Regions from separate parts of the Mus musculus genome. Here all the other regions are linked to region 1. A link is a loop called in an ENCODE intact Hi-C map of the cell type or tissue named here. Cell type or tissue: heart. All regions are shown on one strand. Region 1 holds the start of Ppp6r1 (protein phosphatase 6, regulatory subunit 1). Region 2 overlaps Rpl28 (ribosomal protein L28). Region 3 holds the start of Zfp524 (zinc finger protein 524). Region 4 holds the start of Zfp628 (zinc finger protein 628). Region 5 holds the start of Nat14 (N-acetyltransferase 14).

Region 1 (5,000 bases):
TCGTGAGGAAAGGGAAAGAGATGGAAAACAGTTGAGGAAGATAATCGTTAAACTCTGGTGTCCACACCCATGTGCACACGGATGCACTCATACCCAAACACATATGCGTGCACGTGCACACACACACACACACACACACACACACAAGGTGGATGGCTTCTGGGGCCCTCTTGTCTTCACACACACACGCACACACACACGCACACACACCCTTCTCCATACCCATAAAAATGGAACTTAAAAAAAAAAATCTAATTACTGGGGGTGGGGGCTCATGTGTGCCATGGTGCCCAGGTGGAGGTCACAGGAAAATGTGTAGGAGTCAGTTCTTCCCTTCAATCAGTGGGTTGTGGGGATTGAACTTAGGGGGCTGATGTGAAGACTGACCAGTCTGGGAGGCCGCAAGACTCTATGTGTGGAGTTCAGAAACCCATGAGCAGGGCAAGTGATCATGATTGGCGCAGTGGTCCTTGGGAAAGGCTGGGCGTCCGGAGTGGGAAGGTGGCAGGTAGTTTAGAAATACAGGAGAGTGTTCTGCCTGCTGAATGTATGGCAGGCAGGTCTGCCCGCGCTCAGGACTCCTCTCACCCTGATCCAGGAGGAGCTGGAGTTCTGTGAAAAGCTGTTACAGACCTGTTTCTCTAGCCCTACCGACGACAGCATGGATCGCTGAGACCAGGTGGCTCCTTGCTTTCTCTCCGTGGGAACCCCAGGCCTCCTGCCTCCCTCCTTCCCAGGCACTCTCTCTTAAGGGATTGCCAGGCCTTGTTTGGGCCTGGGCCTGGGCCTGCCAGCCCATCTCTGGGTAGCCCCCTGGAGGGGTTGCTGAGAAAGGTGCTGGCCCCTTGATCCCCTCCCTTGCTTTCTGTCATCCTTTCTTCTCATGTCCACACTGCTCTTCAAATAAAAACATTTCTCCTGCTCCCTTATGCTGTCTTGCATTGTTTTTTGGAAGGTTCTTATGGAAGGAAGGAGGGGCTGAGCTTAGAGGATTTGGGGAGATGGTCACTAAAGGTATAATAAGTGTTGCTCTTACCTCAGAGCTGCTGTCTTTTCTTGCTGTGTTGTGCTGGGACCATCTGTTCTTTAACACACACACACACACACACACACACGTACTTTTAAAAACATATTTGAGTGTATAAAGAGGGGCATGGCCTGTGAATGGAGGTTAGAGGACAGTGTGGGGCATTGATTCTCCCTTTCTCCCATGTGGGTATTGGGATCGAATTTTAAGTTGAGCCAGGTTATGGGCTTGCACAGCAGCCACCTTTGCCCATGAAGCCAGCTCGACATCCTTGAAGTTTTGTGTGAAAGTTAATCTTCATTGCCAAGTTGGCAGGATTTAGAATCACCATGGAAACACATCTCCAGTGTGTGTATGAGTTTCCAGAAAGGTCTAACTGGGGAGAGAAGACCCATCCTGGAATTGGGGGTGGGGTGGGGGGGGGGGGCAGGCTGAACTTAAAGGAGACAGGGAGCAGAGCTAGTGTTCACTTTTAATATGAAGGTGCTCTCTTACACAGAACTCAGTTGATACAAGATCGAACAAAAATTAAAAGCAGCACAGCCCAGGAGAGACAAGACGAAAAAAATTACTGACAGGTGTTAATCTGTGCAAGTCCATTAAAGCCATTTGAGAAGGGGTGGAGAAAAATATCTACATCCCTTGAAAGTCAAAATAATGACTGACGTGAAATGTCCCCGAAATATAAAGTCCTAATCTGCTGTTTTAAAAAAGGAAAACTAATGTTTCTTACATGCATTTATCTAGTCCTTACAGCTGACCTCTAAAACGGGCACGAAGGAGCAGGGGATGAAAGTTGGGGTAAACCGAGGCTCAGCGCTAGAAAAGGCCCTTTAGTGACTGAATCCCGGCGTTAAGGGGTTCCTCCCGGTTGTTACAAGAGGAGGCTTTGTGCAGCAACTGGCAACAGTAGACGCGGCTTGGGCAAATGCCTGAGTAGGAGGTCAGCCAGAAAACCTCGGCAGACGCTTAGGCATCCGGGACGAACCCGACTGAACAAAAGCAACCAGCTTCGCGTGAGGACGAAAAGTTGGAATGGATTTCTTAGGAGTTGACTCGAGTCAAAGAAATATGGTTGAAGGAGTCGGAATAACAATCGGATTTCCGAAGGTAGCTTTCAGGGCGAAAGATCCTAGAACCGAATATTCAGCGGATTTTGGAATGTAGTCACAGAAAACGGGGTTCTGGCTGCAGCAGCGCCTGCGCACTGGGCCCTCTAGGTTTATTCAGGGAGAGAACATTGGCAACCGTGGGCACGGACAGCCGCGGAGTTCCGGAGTGGGCGGGTTCTGGGCGCCAGCGCTCACCGCGCACGCGCCTCGCCAGGCCGACCTAGCGGCCTCTCGCGCACCTGCGCACGGAGAGCGACCACGAGAGGGCGGAGCCTGTCTTCTTGCGTCCTCCCGCGCTCGGGGCATTGTGGGACAGTGGCGGAGGTAGCCCTGCGTCGGAGGCCTTAAGGTGGACGGCTGGGGCCGGGGAGACCCAGCCGCTTCGGGTGACAGTAAAGCCGAGGGGACGGGCGTCGGCTCTCGGTGCAATTCTGCACCCGTCGGGCTGCGGAGGCTTCTTTTTCCTGTCCCGCGGGTGCCGGCGTGTCAGTGTGTAACCCGCGGCGACTTCCCCCGTCGCCCTGCTTCGGAGGCGCCTGCGCGGGCCTCGCGTCGGCCACGGAGCTCTGCGGTGGAACGAGTGCGCCTACTTTTTCGCGACGACCCGAACTCGTCGAAGCTCGGTGGTGAGGCAGGGGATTCCCTGTGACTGGAGGGCGCTTGCGCGGGTTCGCGAGCTCCGGCCCGGGCGCCTGCGCGAGCCCACCGGCGCCGCCCCCGCCCCTCTTAGCCGGCCCCTCGACAGGGCCGGAGCCGCCGGCGGCGGGGCGGCAGGGGCGCCCCGATGAGCCCCGAGTGCGAGGAGCCGCCGCCCCCCCGCGCAGGTGAGCCCCGCAGCTGCCTTCCCGGGCGTGCGCCTTCTAATCCGGAGTCTTTTCCTCAAATCTCCCTGAGCGCCCCTGAGTCTCTTAGTATCCTCCCTTTCACTCCCTAAGTCTTTTAGCCACTTGCCAGTATCATCAAGTCTATTTCCTGTCGCCGGGCCTGTGTCTACTTCGCTGTCATTCCCAGCCCGTCTTCCTCGTCTATTGGGGACCCTCTCTAAGTCTCTTAGACTCTTCTCCCCGCAGCCCCCAGCCCCCATCTCTTCCCACTGGGATCTACATCACCTCCACCTATCATTCTGACTCAGCTCTCTTGGGATTTGGGCCCACTCCCCTGTCCCCCCTGTCGTAGTCTTCCTCCTCTAGGGTGCCTTTCTCTTTCCTTCCTCTTGCCTGCTCTTTTGTGCTCACCTCTGTGTCTACCTACTCTTTTCACTCTCACCAGCCTTCGTGGACTCTTGACCTTTTTGTTTCTCACCCTCTGCTCAGGAAGGCAAGGTTAAACAGGTCTTTTCCTTCGCCTTGGCTGTGGCTGTCCTGTCCCTGTTTGTCCCTAGTTTCCTGTGGTGAGGAGGCACTTTGGAACCACTGTTTGGTGCGCTACTGGGTATTCTGTGAGATGAGGCCCATTGAGGGCAGAACTTGGTTGCTGGGTCCAGGAGGGAGTGGTCAGTGGAAGTCCCTGGTACTTTTATCTACTCAGGGAGCCAAAGGCAGAGCTGGACAGTCACAATTACTGTGTGTTGTGATGGTGGTAACCCAGGGTGCTGTGGCAGCAGGCCGCAGAGTGGGAGAGACTGGTGAGACCGGCCGGATGGGTGACTTTTCTGTCGAGGAAGGCTGAGTGGGAGTTAACAGATGGAGAGTGGGAAGAAGAGCTTTCCAGGTGGAAGAAACACCGCGTGCAAATATGTGAAGGTGGGAACACTGAGGGAGCCAGGATGGAGTGGGTTGAAGTGTTAAGAGGGCAAGGGTGGAATGGCTTGGCTGGAGCTGCTGTCCAGGGCCTTAAGTGACCTGGTTGGTAGTCCTTTTCCCCCCTCCCTTCGGTGGTGGTACTAGGGCTCAACTCCCAGTTTTCCTGCCACGGAGCAAGCATTCTACCACCGACTGAGCTACACATAGCCTGAGCCTCTCCTATTGCTTTTAAACTATGAGGCAGTATCTTGCAAATTTTTTTAGGCTTGCTTTGAACTCTGAAGAGCTGGTGGGCTATTGACGCACAATCGTCTAATCTCAGTTTTCTAAGTACCTGGGATTAATGTTTATGTTGCCAGTCCAAGGGAGTTATGGTCTTGACCACTCCTTATATACTGAGGCAATTGTACTGAGGATGTATTACCTGGAGGCAAGATGTTTCTGGAAAGGAAGCTGCACTGTATGACAAATGTGGTACTGGGTTGAGGGTTGTAAAACTGCCACAGAGTTGCTTCCATCTTAAAGGAGAAGTTCTGTCAGACTCAAGGCCAGTGTTGCAGGGACTGGATTGCTTCAACAACACAGTATGAGTTGTTTCTATGTGCATTCTGCACAGCTAATGTGGACAGTTCACACGAGAGCACTTGCTGTGTTCTGCCACATGCACTTGGAGTTATCTTGTGCTCTTTGAAATGTTTCTCCTGTGGGTTTTTTGTTATTTATTTTCCTGGTAACCTTTGCCTAATGCAAATCATTTTGCCCAAATTCAGTGACTCTACTCTAGTTTTAGGGTTGGTATAATGAGGAATTACCTAGAGCAAGAGTTTTTGTGAGTTAGACTTAGTTTGAGTCCTGGTGCTTGCCTTTCCTAGTGGTGAGTCCTTGGAAAAGTTAGGCAAGTGTTCAGTACCTGTTTCTCCTCTATAAGTGGGCTAATAGGAGGGCTGTCTGTGTAAAGTGGTTCAGGATATTGAGTGCAATGTTTGTAGATGCCTATCAGAATGCAAGGCACACAGCAAGTATATCGAATCAGTATCTCTTAGGATTATCATCTGATTTTTGATAATATATCCCAGTAGTTCTCATTGGGTATGATATGTCCTCTCGGAGACATTTGGC
Region 2 (5,000 bases), 140 kb before region 1:
CCTGAGACTACACAGAGAAATCCTATCTTAAAAACAAACAAATTGCTGTAGTTCTGCATTGGAATAATTCATTCTCATCCTATCTCTTGGGCACCCAGTTCCTTAATCTTATTTTGGGAGGAAAGTCTGTATGAATGCACAACGTTTAAACATGCGGGTTGAGGAGATGGCTCAAGAACAGGATGACTTGGGTTGTTTGGTTTTTTCTTGGTTTTTCGAGACAGGGTTTCTTTGTGTAGCCCTGGCTGTCCTGGAACTCACTCTGTAGACCAGGCTGGCCTCCAACTCAGAAATCTGCCTGCCTCTGCCTCCAAAGTGCTGGGATTAAAGGCGTGCAGCACCACGCCCGGCTTTAGGACAGTTTTGCATGTACAGAAAAATTGTGAAAGTTGCTAGGTACACTCAGCCCATACTAGTCTGAGACACAATTTAAAAACAATTTTGTTTATAGATTGCATTCCTACAGTTGGATCTCTGTATATGCTCAGTATAGGTAAGGCAAGGACTGGGGATAGGCTGTACAGTACAGATTAACTCAGCTGAGCTGGCTCAAACACTGCTCATGCCAAAAAGACTTGTCCTGGAGAGATCTGAGGCCTTGGATTGTCCTGCTGGTAAATGTTATCCATCTGCCTGATTAATGATTATCACTATCAATTTGACTTCTGGGGAGGGAAACTCCTTTGTGTGTGTGCTCTCTGCCTACCAACCGGCTCCCAACCCTAAGCAACTCTGGTATTTTGATGTATTATACACAGATGCTGGGAACTATTTCCTATGGGATTCCATCGGGGTCAGTGGTGAAGTTAATAGAAACTGGAAGAAACGCTATTGAAGAGGATCTGTCTCTTGCTCGTTCCGTGACAAGCATTTACCGAGCACCTCTTTGGATGCAGTGCAGAAGTTACAAGGTTGGTTCCCTCATGTTTCATATATATGAAACACACACAAACGTACATACATATTTGTGTATCTGTGAGAATGTGCATGTGAACAGAAGTGCCTGTGGAGCCCAATGGCAATGATTCTCTGGAGTTACAGAAGCCTGACATGGGTTCTTGGGAAAGAAACTGGGTCCTTTGCAGGAGCAAGTGGTCTTTACTAAGCCATCCCTCCAAGTGCTCATGAGCATTCTAAGTGTGCAGGCTGTGGTTGAACTAATTAGTAAACAGATCAACAAGGAAATGCAAGTGGGCCTCCTGACCAATTCTAGTTGCACAAAAACCTACCTCCATTCCCAAAGACTTACAGCTGAGCCTGCTCAGCCATGCAAGGAAACACAGGGAGGCACGCCAAGTAACCTACAGGACATTAAACCTGGTGGAAAAGACTCATTTTTTCTTTCCGGTTTTTCGAGACAGGGTTTCTCTGTATAGCCCTGGCTGTCCTGGAAAAAGACTGATTTTTATGTGATGGTGCAAACTGTATTCCCAACAGAGGCAGCCTGTTATACTACACTGCTATGCAGGCCAGTGAGGGAAGGGACAGCAGGGTTCAAATCCTCAGCACCCACAGGAGAAAGCCAGTCATAGCGGAGATCGGGATCAGCATACGCCTTTAATCCCAGGAGACAGGAGGATCCGAGTTCCAGGCCAGCCTGGTCTGCATAGTGAGTTTCAGGACAGCCAGGGCAACAGACACTGAACCTGTCTCATTAAAATCGATAAAAATTAAGCTCAATAGTGGCAGCATATGCCTTAAATCCCAGCACAAGAGCCAGTTCCAGGACAGGCAGAGTTACACTGAGAAAACAAAAAATTGTTTACAAAGCTAGTCATGGACTAACAAGATAGTTTAGTGAAAGCAGGGCGTGGTGGCACACACCTTTAATCCCAGCACTTGGGAGGTAGAGGCAGGTGGATTTCTGAGTTGGAGGCCAGCCTGGTCCACAAAGTGAGTTCCAGGACAGTCAGGGCTACACAGAGAAACCCTGTCTCGAAAAACAAAAAAAAGCTTAGTAAAAGGAGCTTGCCCTCAAGGCTGGCAACCTGAGTTTGACCTCCAGAATCCACCTAAAAGTATAGGAATAAAACCATGTATTGTCCTCTGACCTCCCCATGTGCAAACTGATTCATGGACAACAGAGCCAGATGCTGCCACACAGCTGTACTGTACTCCCAGCACAAAGGTGGGCAGAGACAAGCTGGGGGTTGCTGACTTCCGAGCCTAAATCCAATTCAATGGGACTGTCTTAAAAGGAACAATCAGGACACCATCCTCCTCTGACCTCCTGCATGTACCACATTGGCTTTTTTACATTCATTTGAGTCCTAAGTCTGCATGTACACCTGTGTGCCAGAAGAGGGCATCAGATCCCATTATAGATGGTGTGATCCAAAGCTGAATACTGAGAAATGAGGTCAGAACTCTCTGGAAGAGCAGCCAGTGCTTAACTGCTGAGCCTTCCCTCTAGCCCCTACACATGCTTTTTCAAAGAGGGTGAATTCACCTTATTTACACCCCAATAAAAATGAGTATAAGTTAAAAAAAATATTTTCCCGTCGATAGGTCAACAGGGTGGACTGCTGCCAAGAACGCTATGCTCACCAGCATCTCAAAACATAAGGGTCTCAGTTCACTTCAGTGAGCTGAGCCAGGGTCTATCAGTGGGGAGAGAGGTGCCATGAGTTAAACTTGGGTTAAAAATAGTTCAAGGGGGGGCTGGCAAGATGGCTCAGTGGTTAAGAGCGTCGACTGCTCTTCCGAAGGTTGTGAGTTCAAATCCCAGCAACCACATGGTGGCTCATAACCATCCATAACGAAATCTGATCCCCTCTTCTGGAGTATCTGAGGACAGCTACAGTGTACTTACATATAATAAATAAATCTTTAAAAAAAAAAATAGTTCAAGGGGCTGGAAATGGCAACAGTTAAGAGCAATGACTGCTCTTTCGAAGGTCCTGAGTTCAAATCCCAGCAACCACATGATGGCTCATAGCCATCCATAATGAGATCTGATGCCCTCCTTTGGTGTGTCTGAAGACAGGTACAGAGTACTTACATATAATAAAATCTTAAAAAAAAAAAAAAAAAAGAAAAGAAAATAGTTCAAGTCGGACTGGAATGGACAATGATCCAGTTGGGACCAAAGCCCAGGCAGCACTTTGGCCTGAGTTGTGTAGCAGCGACAAAAATCCAGCAAAAATGGTATGGGTACTATTTTGCATGTGAGCCTCAAGTTTTCCAGGAAATGCTAGTACTGGCTGGAAGGGGCAAGAAATGGCCACTGAGTCCCTCAGTACACCTGTATACTCACTTTACTTACCCACCCACCCAGATAGACTTACAATGGCTGATTTCTGAGATGTGGTCGTCTCTATAGCCCTGGGTATTCTCGGAGTTGCTTTATAAACAAGGCTGGCCTTAGTCACCTGCTTCAGCCTACCAGAATGCTGAGATTACAAATATAAAGGACATGCATTTGGTAAACACTAGACTTTGTTGACATTTTCTAAGGTCAGCAATTCACACTGAAATTCTACTGCAGCAGCACAAAGTCCCAGCTGACACCCACCAGAATGTTTCCTTCAGGAGTATCACTGTTTCACACATCAGAGCATCTGATAACTGAAGACTTCACTCTGAAACCGGGTATTGAACCTCCCATTTCCTTCTTATAAGGAGGCTTGTCAACTGAAGGGTGGGGGCCTTATCTGGGTCAGTGGACTAAGACCTGGTGAGACAGCCTCAAGCTCAGGATATCTGACAGTGTCAGCAGCTAAGAACCCTGAAGTCATTTACCCTCACTCCTGTTTCCACAGGAATCAACTGAATGTCCTGCACAAGCCGCTCTCACTCCTGTTGGTACCCAGATGGCCCTGAACAGCTTCTATCCCCAACAACCCTCACTCCAGATGAACAAGTTCTAATAGCTTTGATAGCACAACTAAAGACAGCGCAGAGCCACAGCTCAATGAGCACAAAACATTTTGGAGGCCTAATGGAAGTCAGTGGACTCTTTATTGCTTCGGGCGTGTGGGGCTCAGGAGCTCTTGGTGGGGCGGGTCCGTTTCCTCTTCACCACCACAGGCTTCTGGCTTCGAAGGATGGCACTGGCCCTGCGGATGGCCGCCTGAGGACAGGACAAGGAACTTAGCTCACAAACTCAAAAGACACTCCCATTTACTGCTGCTTGTTTCCTAGGACTCCGGGGAGGCAGGGTGTGTGTGTGTGTGTGTGTGTGTGTGAGTGATCAAAAGTCCCGAGTCTAGCTCCAGCTAGGCAGAGCCAAGCACCCAGGCCTGCATGCAGCCCCTCAGGTTTAGTACCAGCTGCCCCCCTGCCTTAAGTACCCATCCATTACTCACCATACGCAGATCAGGGCGGTACTTGTTCTTTCGGATCATGTGTCTGATGCTGCTGAGGGTAGCCCGAGCATTCTTGTTGATGGTGGTCCTCACATAAGAAGTGGCAGGTTTTCGCTGACCTGGTAAGGAAAGCCTAGGAATCAGTCCATCTGCATGAGCCCTTCAGAGCATCTGCCTGATGGAACACAGAGCCTCTCTGAAGACCATGCTCACCCCATCTTCCCTCCAGCCCATTCAGTACATCCCTTAGGTGACTGTCACAGGTAAGTCTTAAAGCCCGGGAAAATCCCATCCCTCTTTAGGAACCTCCCAGATACAGGAGGGACATAGCGCATGCACTTAATCCAAGCACTCAGGAAGCAGAGGCAGGTGGATCTCTGAGTTCTAGACCAACCTGATGTAGAGTTCCAGGACATTGAGGTCTACATAGAGAAACTGTACTTAAGTTTCTCTCTACACTTCTTAATTTAAAGATCACCTTACACAGCCGGGAAGTCAGAGGAAGGGCAGTTCTGGACCCTGGAAAAAGGGAGCGCTATCGTGTGCAAAGGCTCACCGGATCTGCGTTTCATAACTACCACGACCCCTTTGCCATCGGCGGCCGGCTCCACTCCGACGGTCTTGCGGTGAATTAGCCCGTTGTAGCGGAAGGAGTTTCGGGCTTTCAGATTATTTGGCTCCTGGGGAATAGGT
Region 3 (5,000 bases), 360 kb before region 1:
CGGTGGGCGAACGGGGCCTAGTGCGCATGCGCCCATTGCGCCCGCTTCTTCTTAGGGCACCACCCACAGGCTCCAGGCTTCCGGTTAGGACGCACCCTAGACTCGGGTCTCAAGCCAAAGCCTCGCTTCCTAGGCTGGACCACGCCCATCTCTGAACGTCCCGTTATAGGCCGGTCGGATTCCTTTTTCTGCACCTCCGATTAGTTTGTTCTATTCTTTCTTCGCTCCAAATCTCTACTTTTGGAACTCCAGCCTCTCAGACGGGTCACACCTACAAGCCACGCCCCCTTCTAAATCCTGCCCCTTACACAAAAAAGCTTTGTACAGCCTGTTGCATATAAGGGACATCGGTTTTCTTTTGTGTTGTTGTTGTTTTAAACCTTTTGATTTATTTCTTCTTTTGAGACAGAGCCTCCTCACACTGTGGTCAGGGTGGCCTTGAACTCCTTTTTTTTTTTTTTTTTTTTTTTTTTTGGTTTTTCGAGACAGGGTTTCTCTGTATAGCCCTGGCTGTCCTGGAACTCACTTTGTAGACCAGACTGGTCTCGAACTCAGAAATCCGCCTGCCATTGGATACCAAGTGCTGGGATTAAAGGCGTGCGCCACCACGCCGGGCTTCAGGGTGGCCTTGAACTCTTGTATAGGCTATAATGGCTTCAAACTTGCAGCAATACTACCAGAGCCTTCAGGAATTCTGGGATTATAGTGATGACTCTTTAATGACTTGTATGTAGTCCTGCCTCGCACCTTGAAAGCATTCCTTTAAAGTTAGTTGTTAGCAACCATTGGCATCAATTAGCTCAATGCTCTTTAACTCTTAACCCAGACTTACTGAATATAAAGCGTTGGGATGGATCTTAGGAATCCATTTGAATTGAAACACTTCTGATGCACTCTTAGATGAGAACCACAGCTTTGGCACACTTTACACTTAGCCACTCAGAGCTCTATAAATCTTTCTTAATTCAGCCCCATTACACTACAGACAGCTAAGCCTAATTCTATGCATCCAAGCTCTCCCTTGTTGTTTTTCTTCCCTCTCCATGGCCTGAATGGCAGTCACGTCTAACAGTTAAGCCTTGGCCTCTTTTTTTTCTTTTTGTTTTGTTTTTGTTTGTTTGTTTGTTTTTTCGAGACAGGGTTTCTCTGTGTAGCCCTGGCTGTCCTGGAACTCACTCTGTAGATCAGGCTGGCCTGGAACTCAAAAATCCGCCTATCTCTGCCTCCCAAGTGCTGGGATTGAAGGCTCAGCTTCGCAAGCCTCTATTAAAAGATCTCTTAACAACAACAATCTTGAACTCTGCTTCATTTTGAAAGTATTTCCTTTAAGCCCCACCCTTCATTTAAATACCATTCATTCCCTCTAAATTGCTTTCTGCCAGCCAAGCCTAAACTTCTTTGACCCTCAGACAAATTTTCAGCCTCCTCTTGGGTTGGGCAGCTCCAACCTAAGTTTTTACTGCACAAGTTTTGAACATCATCTCAGCCCTGCCTTCTCAAGCTCACACCCTTCTCTCTAAATGCTATTGAGATGGTCGATGCTGTTCACACTCCTCAAATCACACCCTCCAGCTGGCCATTGGCCCATACATCAAGCCCTCAACTTAGTTTTTCTTTCCAAATAAGAAGTTCTCTGGAAAAGAAATGGGAGCAAAAAGTGTCTATGGAGAATTTGGAAGAATTTAACTAGGATGGAGCCTTGACTCACGTTTGCATAGTAGGTCAAAATTTTTGTAGTACTTGTCTGGTGGAGGTCAGATTGGGCAAAGGCTTGTTCCAAGTCATTGGTTCTTTGGCACCAAGCTAGGGAGATGTGTGAGATGGGGTTGTCTCCAATCACGCACACACACCACTGTCAGGCAAGGTAATGGAGGAGCACTGAAAGGGACAGGCACCATGACTGAACACACAGTGGAAGTCAGTAGGCAGGGATTTATTTCCACAGCCCATGCCTCCCAGAGCTTCTCAGTCCACAGGAGGGTGCCCAATGGCACCAGGACCCAGAGGTTTAGGTCCCTGCTTTTGATCCCCTTCCATGGTGGGAATACCACCAGAAACAAGGGTGTCTTGGCCTTCTTGCCCGCGCCCAGCACCAGCTGAACCCCCTGCTGTAAACCCAGACAGGGGAGAAGTGGTGGAGGATATGGGCCAAGTAGGCTCCTTTCCTTCAGGACTCTCCTCCTGTACCCCTTCTTGAACAGGGATGCCCTCGTCGTCGTCCCACAGCGGTTGGGTTCTTGGGTTTGGGGGGCACAGGCGCACAGGCATCCCCACAAGCTCTGGGTGTTTGCGTTTGTAATGGCGCCGGAGAGTATTGGCCTCGGTGAAGCGCACCCTACATGAGGGACATTGGTAAGGTCGCTCACCAGAGTGGATGCGGTGGTGATGTGCGAGCTCCCCTGCCTCTCGGAAACGGCGAGGGCAGAGCACACAACGGAAGGGCCTAAGGCCAGCATGGATGTTACAATGGCGCCGCAAGTGGCTGGACCGTTTGAAGGTCTTGCCGCAATCTTTGCACACGTGTGGCTTCAATTCTGAGTGTGAGATGCTGTGGCGCTCCAGGTCAGAGAGGTAGGGGAAGGCTCTCAGGCACACGGGACAGAAGTGCGGAGCCCTCTTGGAACCAGAGCCCTGGGGCCCATCTGCTGCTGACCCTTCAGGAACTGTATAAGGAACACCCTGATCATCGATCAACAGAAGATCGCTGCTGCCACCGCTGTCCACTGGTGCTGTCAACGGGGTTTCCTGCTCTGATCTGGGGGGACGGCCCCTCTTTCGAGGGAGGGAGGACTTGAGAGTCCGATTGGAGGTGGTGGCTCCCCCTGGAGGTCGGCCTCGGCGCCCCCGGGGAACAGGAGGCAGTAAGGCCAGAGGTTTTTCTTCCTCCCCAGACAAAGTTGAAGGCAACGGGTCTGAGCTGGGGTTGTCCATTGAGAAGTGGGGAGCTCGAGTCTGGGTACTGGAGCCGGCTAAGAGAAGAGAGGGGGCGGTGTCAGTGTGGTGAGGGTCTAAGCCCCCGTGTACCCCAGTATCTCACCTATTCCTTCTAAAGACTTTTGAGATCCATATAAGACATTCTGTATAAGTTAGTAAGACATGCTGACTGCCCTCCACCAAAGGGTGTCCCATAACTTCTTAACCTTTGGATCTAGTTTTTCTTTCATGGAGGTTAAATAAGAATCCCCCTCTCCCACCAGGGTTCTATGTTTGAGTGTTTGGATCCATTAGTGGAACTGTTTGGGAAGGATTAGGAGGTGTGGCCTTGATGTGGTAGGTGTGGCCTTATGGAGTAGTGTTTCACTAGGTGTGAACTTTGAGGTTTCGAAATCCCACACCAAGCCAGTCTCCTCCTCCCTCAAACCTATGGATCAGATGTCAGCTCTTAGCTACTGTTCCAGCACCATGTCAGCCTGTTGGTCACCATTCTCCCAACCAAGATAGATGATCACGGACTAACCCTCTGAAAAATATAAGCATGCCTCCAATTAAAACGCTTTCTTTATACGTTGCTATGGTCATAGTTTTTCATTACATCAACATAACTACAAAAAGCCTTTAAAGTCAAAACAAGCCAAAAATAAATAAATTTTTGAAAAAATCCAGCTAAGAATGTAGGCCTTGAAACAGCCCATCAAATTCTGGGTCACAAAGGTCTCAAAAGGCTCCTGCTCCCCACAGAGATGGGGGGGCATGAAGAGAGACAAGTCCTAGCCAAAAGCTATTGATTTGTGAAAGATATATATGAAAGTTGCTAAGAGTCTGGGCTTTGAAGTCATATACCCAGAAATCAAATGCTGAGTCTGTCCCTTCCTTTGTGTGACCTTAGCCAAGATCCTTACTTCTCTGAGCTTATTTGTGTCTTTTGTAAGATGGAAATCGGGGATTTTTGTTTATTGGTTTGTTTGATTGGTTTTACCTACTAACCCAGACATGCTGTGAACATAAGAGCCAGCACTACAGCACTGGTCGTTGAGCCTCACAGCAATCCTCTGAGGGAACATTTTCAAAGGGTTTCATTTGGATCCAGTTTGGCCAACAATCACCATGTGATTCTACAAGTGGCTTTGCCTGAGTCTGTTTCCTTCTCTATAAAGTCAATATACCAAGGTTGTTGGGAGAATCGACAGGAATGAGGAAGCTTCAAAAATGTCCTTAGTGCACAGTCTAGAAAATAGAAAGCTCCAGGACTTTCCCCAGTGCCCACAAGATCCCAGGATAGTAGGAATTGAGTGTACTTGGGGTCAAAGGTCAAAGGTGCAGCTAGCAGCAGATTCTGTCGGGGGACCCTGCACCCCTCTTTTTATTATTTTATTGTTTGGTTGGTTTAAAGTTTTGTGTGTGGTGTTGGCTATCCTAATCAGGGCCTCACACATACTGGGCCTGAGCTACACCCCCAAAACTTGCACCCCCTTTTAATATGCACATAGCATGAGGTCCACACAGAAGCAACTTGTCCAGGATCATATGGTTCGCACGATGAGGAAGCCTGGACAAGAAGCTGAGTTTCTGAAACATACCTATGAAGTGACAGAGTGGCTCTTCGACCCTCTCCCACCCACAAGTCCGGTACGACGCGTGCCTGTCAGGCGCGAGTGGCCCAGCCCGCAAGCGGGGCGGGCCCTCAGGGTACGGTGGCCAATGAGCGGCGCGGGGACATTGGTGGCAGGGGCTGCCAGAAGGGGGTCTGCGCGCGCGAGCCCAGACCGCTCGGCGGGGCGCGAGGTCGACGTGCGCAGGAGAGAGCAAAGAAGCTGGGAACAGGTGCCGGGTGCGCGCTTATGCGCGCGCGCCGGGACCACCCTCTTTCCCCCATCCCCCCCACCCGGGCCCCCCGCCTCTGGGTACCTCATTTGCATGCTGCCTGGGCTCGCGTGTGTACGCGCGCGCGCGCCGGGGGCGACGGGCCGAAGCGTGGGAAGGGGCGGGAGAGAGGGGGCCCAGCCCCTAGGCGGCGGCGGGGCGGGGGTGTGGGAGGTAGCAGAGCGTGAGCTGGACCCCGC
Region 4 (5,000 bases), 260 kb before region 1:
CTCCAATCCAGGCACCAACAGGTCCCAAACGAGCCAAATGTCTTTCCACCCAGGAGGCATCTTGTGATGTCTGGAGACACTGGCTGTTGCTTGTCTGTCAAGGGCAGGGACAGAGGTGCTTCTCAGCACCCTACAGCACACAGGATGAATCCCTACAAAGATGCAGTCCAAAAGAGTAGCAGCTGACAACTGCAAGGGTCCCCGCCCCCAAATACTCTATGCCATGGCCTCTGACCTCCCATGGCATCCTCTAGCAGTTTGCTTCTCTCCTGGCCCAATCCCAGCAGCATATGTAAGGAAACAAGACCCCTTGTTCCACTTCCCCCAGCCCTTTATATGTCAGGGGGACTAACCTGCCCCTCCCTCTGGAACCACGTCAGGTGCCTGCAGTCCCCACATACCCCAGCTCCTTGTACCTGCAGTCCCCACATACCCCAGCTCCTTGTACCTGCAGTCCCCACATACCCCAGCTCCTTGCTGCTGAGTCTTTCCTTTAAGCATATCTCCTAGCTGCAGATGGCTGACTCTCCCTTCTGTGACCACCTTAGCCTTCGGGCTGGATCCTTCTAAACCTGGAGGTGGAGAATCAGAGCTCAGTCAAGAACTGCTGTCTTCCTCTCTGCCCCCACTGCCCCTCTCTGAAAGCCCTTACCCTCCCCTAGGATTCCACAATCTATAGAAAACTCTAAAAGTGTGACTCTACCCAGGCCTCTCCTTTGCTCCAAATGCTTGGGACACAAGATACCTCACACTTAACCACAATCTAACTCCAGGTCTTTCTCCCTCTATGCTCTCCTGTTACAAAACTTAAGGGTTGGGCAGGAGATGTAGCTCAGTTGATGGAGTGCCTATCCAACACACACAAAGTCCTAGGTGTGAGCCCCAGCACTGCTAAACCAGGTGTGGTAAGAGGAGGCTAAGACAGGAGGATGAGTCTGAGGCAAACCTGGATAGTAGTCACACCTATAAGGGGACAGAAGACAAACTCCCTTACAGGAGCCTGCTGACTGCGCATAACTACGTCCGTCTTCTCCCCTCTTGCAGGCCTCCTGTCCCTCTAGCCGTTCAACTAAGCAGGGAAAGCTACCACCACCTTATGCCTAGTGCCCTTCCCCTCCACCATCCACAACTCACACTGTCACCTCCAAGTCTTCAAGAACTCACCCCAGAGAGCCTTCCTCAGACCACCCTTGAGCACTCCCTGATCTCCTCCCATGCCTTATTTGCTCCCTTCTTCACGGGGCCCATCACCTTCTAAATACTATAGGGCAAGCATTTCTCTTTGTCTTTTTGAGACACAGTTTCTCTGCACAGCCCTGGCTGTCCTGGAACTCACTACCTAGACCAGGCTGGCCTCGAACTCAGATGTCTGCATCTGCCTCCTGAGTGCTGGGCTCAAAGGCGTGCATCACCACCACCCTAGCCAGGACTTCTCAACCTCACCAGCACAGAGATTTGGAGACAGGTCATTCTTTGTCAGAGGGGCTGTCTAATAAATGGATGGGTGTTCATCAGGATTCCTGACTCAATAGGATGGATGCCACTGGTAACAAAACACAGTGCCAGCTTGACCCTTCCCTAGTAAATCCTGAAGTCAGTACTGCAGTGACAGTACCCCAGGACAGTCCCATCAACATATAAGTCTCTTACTGCTTGTTCTACTCTGTCAATGTTCACATCATCCAAACAGAGAACCTCTGCTTCGTTCGATCGATCGTTCTCTGATGCATCCATCACCCACCAAAACATCAGGAGAGAGCATGCTCAGTAAAGACAGTCTGAGTGAAGAGAGGGAGGCACCCCCTTTTGACAGGTTATAAAGGATTTCTTTTTCAAAGGGCAATAGGCTATGAAGGATTGTTTTTTTAAAGGGCTGTTGTTCCTTTTGGCGTGTAGGTGACAAATGAGGTTCAGAAACTGTCTGTGCCTCTGAGGCCATATCTTTTAACACAAGAGGCCCAACGGAACAGGGACCCATCTTAGCAGTGAGAGTGCCCTTTAAGCGTCTGGGCTTTACGAGGAAGCTCTTGGGGTTTGGGATGTAGCTCGGTTATTAAGGGTTAATGACTGGCATGCACAAAGCTCTGGGTTCTTGTCACAGTACACCATAGAACTGGGCGTGGTGGCACAGGCAGGCCTGTAATCCCAGCGCGCAGATGAAGGCAGCAGGATCGTAAATTTAAGGTCATTGTCAGCTATACAGTGAGTCTGACGGCATCCTAAGCTACATGAGGTTTTATCTGGGAGGGAAAAAAGATCTCTTTGTTCAGATAGTCTAGGGACCAGCAGAATTATGAAACTTTTCCTTCAATGTTTGGGAAACTATCACCCGCTTTTAAGGAAATAACCCCCTTTTAGGAGAAAGGGGAGAAGGGAAAGGGCAGGAAGCTTTGCAAAAATGCAGCTAAACACACTGTCCTTACCCCTTTAAGAGGGCGGAGCCGGCCTAACAGATTAAATATCGGAGGCGAAATAGCGACCTTCCCTTTAAGGTACCCCTTCCGGTTTCCCGCTCGCCGTTCTCCAAACGACTCCGCCCTCCGGCCCTTCCCCCACCGCGCCCTCCGGTCTCTCACCTGTGGCCCCGGTCGGGGAGGGGGATCAAGGAGAACCCCAGGGCCTTCCCGCGGGGGCTGACGGGAAGCGGGGCCCGGCACAGCGCTGCGGGACCCGCGGCCCGGGAGGGGGCGGGGGCGCGCTCCCTCCCCACGGCCCCCGGCGCGAGGCACTCAACCTTTATCGGCGGCCTCTCGCGCACACAAACCCCGCCGCCGCCGCCTTCGTGCGTCATGACGCAACGCGCCAAGCCCGGCCCGGCCCCACCCACTGCTGGGGTTCGCCAGATGCAGAATCCCGGGGGTCCAAGCCTCAGGCCCGTGGTGTACACGCAGACCCTGTTCCCTCGTGCTGGGAAGGAAACTGAGGCACTCAACCTTCCTGCATGGCCTGGGATGGCCTGGGTCTCGGGAGTCTGAGTTGCCCCTACAAGCCTGCTTTTTTTCCCCTGCCTGCTGGTATCTGGGGCCAAGCTTGCTTTCTGAGCCTGTGCTGAGACTTTCGGATAGATTATTTTTGTTGTCTTAATTGTTTTTTGTTTTTGTTTTTTACTTTTTGAGACAATGGGCTCTTGTAGGCTCATGTAGCACGGGCTGGCCTTGAATTTTTTTTTTTTTTTCCGAGACAGTCCTGGAACTCTGTAGACCAGGCTGGACTCGAATTCAGAAATCCTCCTGCCTCTGCCTCCCAAGTGCTGGGATTAAAGGTGTGCGCCACCACTGCCCGGCTGCCTTTTTCTTAAGATCTATTTATTTTTACCTTCTCTGTATATGTGAGTTCCCACATGCATGTCTGTGCACCCCATGTGTGCCTGGTGCCTGAGGAAGCCAAAACAGAGTGTCAGATCCTTTGGAGCTAGAGTTACAGGGCAGTTGTGAACTGTCTGGTGTGGTCCCAAGGAACCGAAGCCCAGTCCTCTGTAAAACTAGCAGTTGTTCTTAACTACAAAGCTATCACCCCAGCCCTAACTTAGAGGGCTGGTGAGATGGCTCAGACTGATGGTACTGATGCTCGCTGCCCAGTGAAGCCATAGAGGAGTCTTAATCCAGCAACATGGCTATTGTGGCTGGAACACAGATATGACCTTAGTACACACCTTTAATTCCAGGAGACAGAGGCAAGCAGATCTCTTTGAGTCCAAGGCCAGCCTGGAATAGAGCAAGTTTCAGGTAAGGAAAAGCTTAGGACCAGGTTTGGTGGTGCATGCCTTTAATCCCAGCACTCAGGAGATAGAGGCATGTAGATCTCTGAGTTCTAGGCAACCAGTTCAGTTGAATCAGTGAGTTGAGAGGCTATGCAGAGGAGTTCAGAGGTAGTTTTCATAGAGATGGTTTTATAGAGACAAGTTGCAGGTGAAGACACAATGAGCCAGAGAATAAAAAGAAGCCAAATTAGAACAGATTTCTAGAGTTAGTTTGAGGTCAAGCAGAGCAATTCAGTCAGAAGCTGAGAGAATCAGTCACTTTGGAGAGGTGTTTAGGCCAGAGAAGCTGAGTTGAACCAGCCAGCCAGAATTCAGAAAGAGCTAGAAAGGGTGAGTTTATTCAACAGTAGACATCAGAGATGGCAATTACATCTGGAAAATAGCAATTACATTTACAACATGGATATGGTGAAAGGTGAGAACAAACTCCCACAAGTTGTCCTCCAATCAGCATCTATGCTGTGTGGCAAATACATGCATGCCCATACACACAAAATAAGTGGCTGAATGTAATTTACATTTTTTCATTTTATGTATGAGAGAGAGAGAGATCCAGAGAACCCGCCTTTGATTTCTAGAATCCACAACAGTGGCTCACAACTGTAACTCCAGTCCCACAGAACCCTCCCGAGACACCGTGGACACAGGCACAGACATGAGTGTGGTAAAACACACATACACATAAAAAGAAATATATTATTTAAGTTCAAAGTCTCGCCTGAGATTCAAGGCAGCCCCTTAGCTGTGAGGCCCTGCAAAGTCAAAAAGAAAGTTCCAAGATTCTGATATGCAGTGACACAATAGACACCCTGTAGGGTCCGAAAGTCAAGTCGCTGAAGACTTCAGACTCAGTATGCAAAGACGGTTTATTCTAGAGAAACAACCAGCATGCAGAGGTCAAATATTTTTCAAAATGTCAACCCCAGACAAAGGTGCATAGGCCTTCTTATAGGGGGACTGTCAGGAAGGATCAGGTAATCTAAAATTTCATTGGTGAGTGCTAGGCTGGGGGGGGGGGGTCATGGGTGGTCAGTGGCCTGCATTCCTATGTCACGAACTTTAACTATAGGATGAGGTAGGGCTACCCAGCGCAGATGGCCCATTCTGAGATAAAGTATTTTCCCCATTTTTGTGGTTATCCCCAGGTCTTCTTTGGGAGGAGTTTTATGACCTTGTTTCTGTGTTTTGTGGTCTGCTTGGAGCTGGTGCCTAATTGCTTTCTTTTCAAAGTCAGGCCTGG
Region 5 (5,000 bases), 260 kb before region 1:
CCAGGCCCCTAAGGTGCTTACCCCCCCCCCCAAGGAAATGGATCACTCACCAAGGAGGCAGGCCAAGCCCCTCATGTTCGCAGAGTCCAGGGGCAGGGGATGGGGTGAAAGGGGAAGGAGGGCAGGAGAGGGGAGGAGGAGGCAGCCAGGGAGGGAAGCAGCTGCTGAGGAGCCCTGGACAGCTAGGAGCAGGCTGGGCTGAAGGCTCTGCCAGGAGGGAGAGAGGCTGCAGGGATGCAGCAGGGGACAGGAGGGGGAGGGGGCTGGCCACAGCTGAGGCTGGAGGGGGGGGTGCGGGGGGCAGGCAGAAGGGAGGTGTTCAAGTGCAAACACCCACACTGGAGGGAGGCGGCCAGCCAGGCTCCAGAGGGCCACGTGCTCAGAGATGCTTATGGGGATGGCAGCTCTGGGAAGGGGCAGGCCTGGGTGTCTGGGGGACAGGGCTGAGGGCACACCCTTCTGCCTCCTCTTATTGTCCAGCCAGGCAAGTAAGTGCAGCTGGGAGTGGACAGATTTTGGGGAATCCTGCAGTAGCATGAGGGCCTGAAGCCAGATACTAGGAGGGACTTCCTAGATCAGGAAAAGAAACTGAAAAACTCCTGTCCATTTGTCACCCACTGTGGTAAATCTGGATGGGAAGCTCCCAGTGCCGATTCGAGAAAAGAGTGTCTGAACTTATTACCAGTTCCCAGAACAAAGGTATGGAGGGTAGAGAGACTGAGGGGTCAAGGCTTCGGTCTGGAGGGGGTACACACACACACACACACACACACACACACACACACACACCAGGCAGCTGTGAGGGGGAAAACTTTGGTAATGGGGAGCATGACTCAGAAGGCCTGGCAAAGACTGGCTGCCGCTGTGAGCTCACTGCTTCTCCTCTTCCCAGCGCCCCCCCCCCCCCCCCAACACACACACTTCCCTAGCAATTAATGTCAACTTCTTCGGAGAGGAGGAGCCAGACAGAAGGAGGGAGTCTGGAGAGAGCAGCTGGAAAATGCATCAGACAGGAGACAGGCACACAGAAGTTTCAGGGTTTATTAACAAACAGTGTAAAAAACCAGATGGGCTTGGAGACACTGTGCTCCTGGCCCCACCCACTCCCAGAAGATCTGTCCCCTTTGGGAGTTCCCTGTCACAGACTCTAACTTTTAGTCTCTCTCTCTCTCTCTCTCTCTCTCTCTCTCTCTCTCTCTCTCTCTCTCTCTCTCTCTCTCTCTCTTTCCTCAAATCTCCCTTCCAGACCTCAAACACAGGCAGCAGGGGCTTTGTAGACCCAGAACCCGACGTTTTTCAGTGCATACAGACTGGGGCAGTGGGGGTGAGGCAAAGGACTGGACACGGTGACCTCTAGTGGTCCCAGAAGACCAAGAAGGGATTTGTTCTACTTGAGTTTAGAGTCCTCATTGCAGCTGGCAGGCACACTGGGAATGTAAGTCCATCAACCTCGGTGCTTCACTATCAGCCCAGCAGACTAGGTAGACACTGAGGGGGGGATGTAAAGTGCCTGGCACACAGTAGGTGTTCTTTAGGTGCTGGTTCTCTGCCCATCTATCCAGTGGGCATGGTCTCTAATCACAGGTCTTTGCTGAATTCCCTAACCAGCATATAGCCCATGCAGCCCCAGCCTCCCTCTGCCTGGTAGCCACAGGCCTCCAATAACCCTGCCACCCCCCAAGCGGCTACAGCCACTGGGACCACGAGCCGGGCCCGAGGCTCCCCCATACTTCCAGCCCATGCTCGGGCTCGAGCCTCGGCAAAGGCCAGCAGCCTTCTGCCCACGCCCCTGCGACGGTGCCATCGAGAGACAGAGAGGCGGGTGACTCGGGCTCCATCCCCCACGTTGGCACCAGGGGCCAGAGCCAGGACTCCACACACATCGCCGGAGCCACGGACAGCCACCCAGGGCCCTCCCAGGCCGCCTGGTGGAGGCAGAGAGCCCCATCGGGCTCGCAAACCCAGCTTCACAGCGGCTACAGCCAGAAACACGGGCAGCAGGAGGGCCAGGGCGAAGGAGGCCAGGATGAAGCGCAGTCCGCTGCTGGCTGCAGCCAGGAGGAGAAGGGCTGGAGGTCGTGTCAGAGCGTGGAGGGCCACACGGTTTTCCGTGTCTTTTACACCAGCCTGTGGGTGGGAGTAGAGGCTCAGCCATTCATCACATAAGAACTTCCGAGGAAGGATTTCTCTTCTCAAGTGAGAAGAGAAGCCAGCGGATGGGGTGGTCCCAGTCTGGCCCATTGGGTGTTAAGGGCTGAGCGAATGAATGCGGTTTGCCCGAATGAAATGAACTGATTTAGGACCTGAGGCCCATGAGTCCGGATGGCATGCTAAGGTAACGCACCAAAGGAGACTGAACAGGATAGGCAAAGTGAAGACATGGGCTCTTCGCTGGAAGGTCTGGGGTGTGTGTGTGTCTCAGTAGCCCTCATTTTGGGACTGGTAAGTGGGGCTGAATGGAGGTCAAGAGACCTGAACACCCAGCCCCTACACCCTTTCAATTGCTTTTTTAAAAATGGCAGCTGAGGTTTAAGTAGGGAGAAGGCAGTAGAGAAAAGAGACCAATTAAAAACAGCTGAGGCGAAAATCCCCTCCCCCAGGACCCCCGGAGCTCAGGCAGGTGGGCGGGGCTGATGGAACCCACTTTGAATGGCCCTAAGAAGCTGCGCATGCTCACTGGTGCCCCTGCCGGCCTCTCACCTTCAGCATCTCCAGCACCAGGGGCTTCTCATCTTCCCTCATTTCCCGCACTGACAGGTGGTTAGGGGCCATGGTAGCCCCCAGGCAGGCCCCTCCCCAAGGGAGCTGACGTTGTACACCTGCTGAAAACAAGTAGGTTGGTGTTAGGTGGGCACCTGAGTTCTAAGAGCCCTGGGAGGGATGGGCCGCAGTGTTTCCCAGATCGCCAAGGACCCTAGAGCATTGCCAAAGAAGACTGTCACAGTGGCAGGCCAGGTGCCTCCATACCCAGTGGGGCTCTGAAAATCGTCCCGAATCGTCCCCCACTCCGGAGAAGACATTCATTGATCTGCCTGTAAACTCATCCCCTATCCAAACTCCAGCAGCCGGTCTCCTGAAGTGGTCCCACCCCACATAGCAGAAACAGGGCCCTGAAAGGCACCTCCACGGGGTTGCTCGAATCCCTTGACAGTAAGGGAGAAGGGGGGCAGGGGCAGGAGAGGGTCACCACCGGAAGTGACGTCCACGCTCCCGACTGGAGGCAAGACCGGCACCTTAGCAACTGTTGCCAAGCTTCCCCCACTATGGGGCAGGGGTTGGGAGTAATGGAGGAAACTGCGAGGACGAGGGAAGAGCTGTGACCTGCTGGAGGCCAGTGGGAGAACCTTGGAGAAGGGGGGATGGGAGTGGGGGACAGAGAGGGTTTCTTACCCGGCCTGCCTGGGAGGATTAGCACAGCTCCTTTCTTGCTGGTCCTTCGTTGCTAAGCGACCTGAGCATCAGGAAGAGGAGGCGTTGCTTGTGAACCTAATCTCATTGGCGCTTGGGTCTTTGAGGGAAGGGATGAGGGGTAGCATCAAGCATCCCCATCAGCTGAGACCTTATTCTCAACCCGGAGGCACCTGGGGTATCGTTTGAATTAATAATATTCCTCTACCTACCTTTCAGGTGAGGTAAGGGTGGTTTATAGGAAAGAAGTGGAAAATCCAGAAATTGATCCCTAACCCTCCCTGCTATAAGTACAACTACAGACGAATACATACAAAGGTTGGGAAAGGACCAGAGAAATAGCTCAGGGAGTAAGAGAGCTTGCCAAAAGGAAACCCACATGACTGACTCCCACTGTCTCTCTGTCCTCTGCAAGTGTACCCGCCCTCCCACCCCCAGCACAGTAAAAGCCTTAACAGTTTAAAGGATGGGGGAGCTGGACCCCACCCCGGAGAAGCATTTAGCCCTCCAAGTACAAAGCAAGTCACCTCAGATCCGGGAAGCAAGAATGAAGACTTCCAGGTCTGAAGCAGGGGCTATGCCCATGACTATACCTCCCCCATGAAAACAAAACCAGGAAGAGATTCTGGGTCTTTATTAGCAAGTCCAGCCAGCAGCCCCCCTGACTCTGGGGCTGACCCCAGCCCAGCTGAGGAGAACAGTTAATTGCGGGGAGGGGGTCTCTTCAAAACGTGTGTACCAGTTGGACTGCAGGAAGAGTCTGCACAATCTGGATGGAGGGCAAGTTCTGGGGAGCCATGACCCCTGGTCCAGCCACTGCGGGGACCACTTGTACCATCTGGGACGGGGGAGCTACGGGCACCCCCACAGGGGCAGAGACCGGGCCAGGTGCTGACGGGGCCAGGAGTTGCAGTGTTGTGGTGCCTCCTGCAACGCTGCTATTTTCTAGCAGATCAGTAGCTGGGGCGCTACGAATGATAAGGAGTTTCTGTCCTGATGGGCCAGTGGCCGCTGGCTCCGCCAGACCGGGGGAAAGCGTTTCCACCTCCTGCACGCAGAGCCTAGTCTGCTCACCATCCGCCCCACTCAGCACCAGCACACTCTGCAGCCCCTCATCTGTCTGCAGTGTCTCAAACAGGACGTCCTGGACCACACCAGCACCGGCCTCACTGTCTCCCACTTCCCCGGGCCCAGGGCCGGTCAGCAACTCTTCAGTTGCCCCACTCTGAACCAGCAGCAGGTTTGGAGCTTCTGTAGTGCCAGCTCCTCCATTAGAATTGGAGACTTGGCCTGTCAGGGGCTGGAGCTGGACCGTAGTCACCTCCTGTGCTGGTTGTAGCTGGACTGTAGTCACTTCCTGTGCAGGCTGTAGTTGTACCGTGGCCACTTCCTGTGCTGGCTGAAGCTGGACCCCACTCACTTCCTGTGGTCCTGTCTCCCCACTCCCTACATTCTGCAGAACAATGAGGCTCTGCCCTCCCCCGCTAGCCCCTGCATTGGCCCCTCCTTGCAGCCCCAGACCACCTGGGCCTGGAAACCACACCACCCCTGTCCCCTGTCCAGCTTTCCCAACAGACCGAGGGCCTGGCCTT

Evidence for each region. Peaks named below come from ENCODE experiments on the same cell type or tissue, not always from the same donor. Only the 100,000 strongest peaks of a DNase experiment are listed, where the experiment ranks them.
Region 2: it touches region 1 in a loop (2.5-fold over the local background); 3 of 42 quality-filtered maps call a loop at or near these places.
Region 3: it touches region 1 in a loop (2.0-fold over the local background); 2 of 42 quality-filtered maps call a loop at or near these places.
Region 4: a loop joins it to region 1, with 2.1 times the contacts of the local background. A loop is called at or near these places in 3 of 42 quality-filtered maps.
Region 5: it touches region 1 in a loop (1.8-fold over the local background); 3 of 42 quality-filtered maps call a loop at or near these places.

The regions. Positions count from the first base shown.
Region 1 is chr7:4,656,444-4,661,443 of GRCm38, reverse strand. It overlaps Ppp6r1 (protein phosphatase 6, regulatory subunit 1), which reads left to right and starts at 2,494. Exons shown (of 24, transcript NM_172894.2): 1 at 2,494-2,963. It overlaps Hspbp1 (HSPA (heat shock 70kDa) binding protein, cytoplasmic cochaperone 1), which reads left to right. Exons shown (of 8, transcript NM_001360629.1): 8 at 599-928. The coding sequence ends at 673. In heart, a CTCF peak has its summit at 2,378 (motif pointing right); DNase peaks (open chromatin) are centred at 2,353, 3,103 and 3,713; H3K4me3 peaks cover 3,352 bases; H3K27ac peaks cover 3,061 bases.
Region 2 is chr7:4,793,490-4,798,489 of GRCm38, reverse strand. Rpl28 (ribosomal protein L28) reads right to left here. Exons shown (of 5, transcript NM_009081.2): 3 at 4,864-4,987; 4 at 4,308-4,426; 5 at 3,943-4,072. The coding sequence ends at 3,983. Among named protein-coding and RNA genes, the nearest start is that of Rpl28, 3.0 kb to the right of the region's middle. In heart, a CTCF peak has its summit at 2,289 (motif pointing right); no DNase peak of the experiment used is centred here; H3K4me3 peaks cover 1,334 bases; H3K27ac peaks cover 870 bases.
Region 3 is chr7:5,015,406-5,020,405 of GRCm38, reverse strand. Zfp524 (zinc finger protein 524) reads right to left here and starts at 4,898. Exons shown (of 2, transcript NM_025324.2): 1 at 4,846-4,898; 2 at 1,918-2,969. The coding sequence starts at 2,931. The coding sequence ends at 1,966. It overlaps Zfp865 (zinc finger protein 865), which reads right to left and starts at 30. Exons shown (of 3, transcript NM_001290426.1): 1 at 1-30. In heart, a CTCF peak has its summit at 2,825 (motif pointing left); DNase peaks (open chromatin) are centred at 5, 2,945 and 4,645; H3K4me3 peaks cover 1,965 bases; H3K27ac peaks cover 2,309 bases.
Region 4 is chr7:4,912,982-4,917,981 of GRCm38, reverse strand. It overlaps Zfp628 (zinc finger protein 628), which reads right to left and starts at 2,765. Exons shown (of 3, transcript NM_170759.2): 1 at 2,577-2,765; 2 at 466-572. It overlaps Gm51297 (predicted gene, 51297), which reads right to left and starts at 17; the gene lies at 1-17. In heart, no CTCF peak of the experiment used is centred here; DNase peaks (open chromatin) are centred at 2,103 and 2,761; H3K4me3 peaks cover 2,329 bases; H3K27ac peaks cover 2,373 bases.
Region 5 is chr7:4,921,030-4,926,029 of GRCm38, reverse strand. Zfp628 (zinc finger protein 628) reads right to left here. Exons shown (of 3, transcript NM_170759.2): 3 at 4,027-5,000. The coding sequence ends at 4,133. Nat14 (N-acetyltransferase 14) reads right to left here and starts at 3,444. Exons shown (of 3, transcript NM_001358881.1): 1 at 3,391-3,444; 2 at 2,701-2,822; 3 at 1,024-2,127. The coding sequence starts at 2,772. The coding sequence ends at 1,579. Ssc5d (scavenger receptor cysteine rich family, 5 domains) reads right to left here and starts at 209. Exons shown (of 14, transcript NM_173008.3): 1 at 51-209. The coding sequence starts at 75. In heart, CTCF peaks have their summits at 1,934 and 2,687; DNase peaks (open chromatin) are centred at 299, 949, 1,809, 3,259 and 3 weaker places; H3K4me3 peaks cover 4,942 bases; H3K27ac peaks cover 4,942 bases.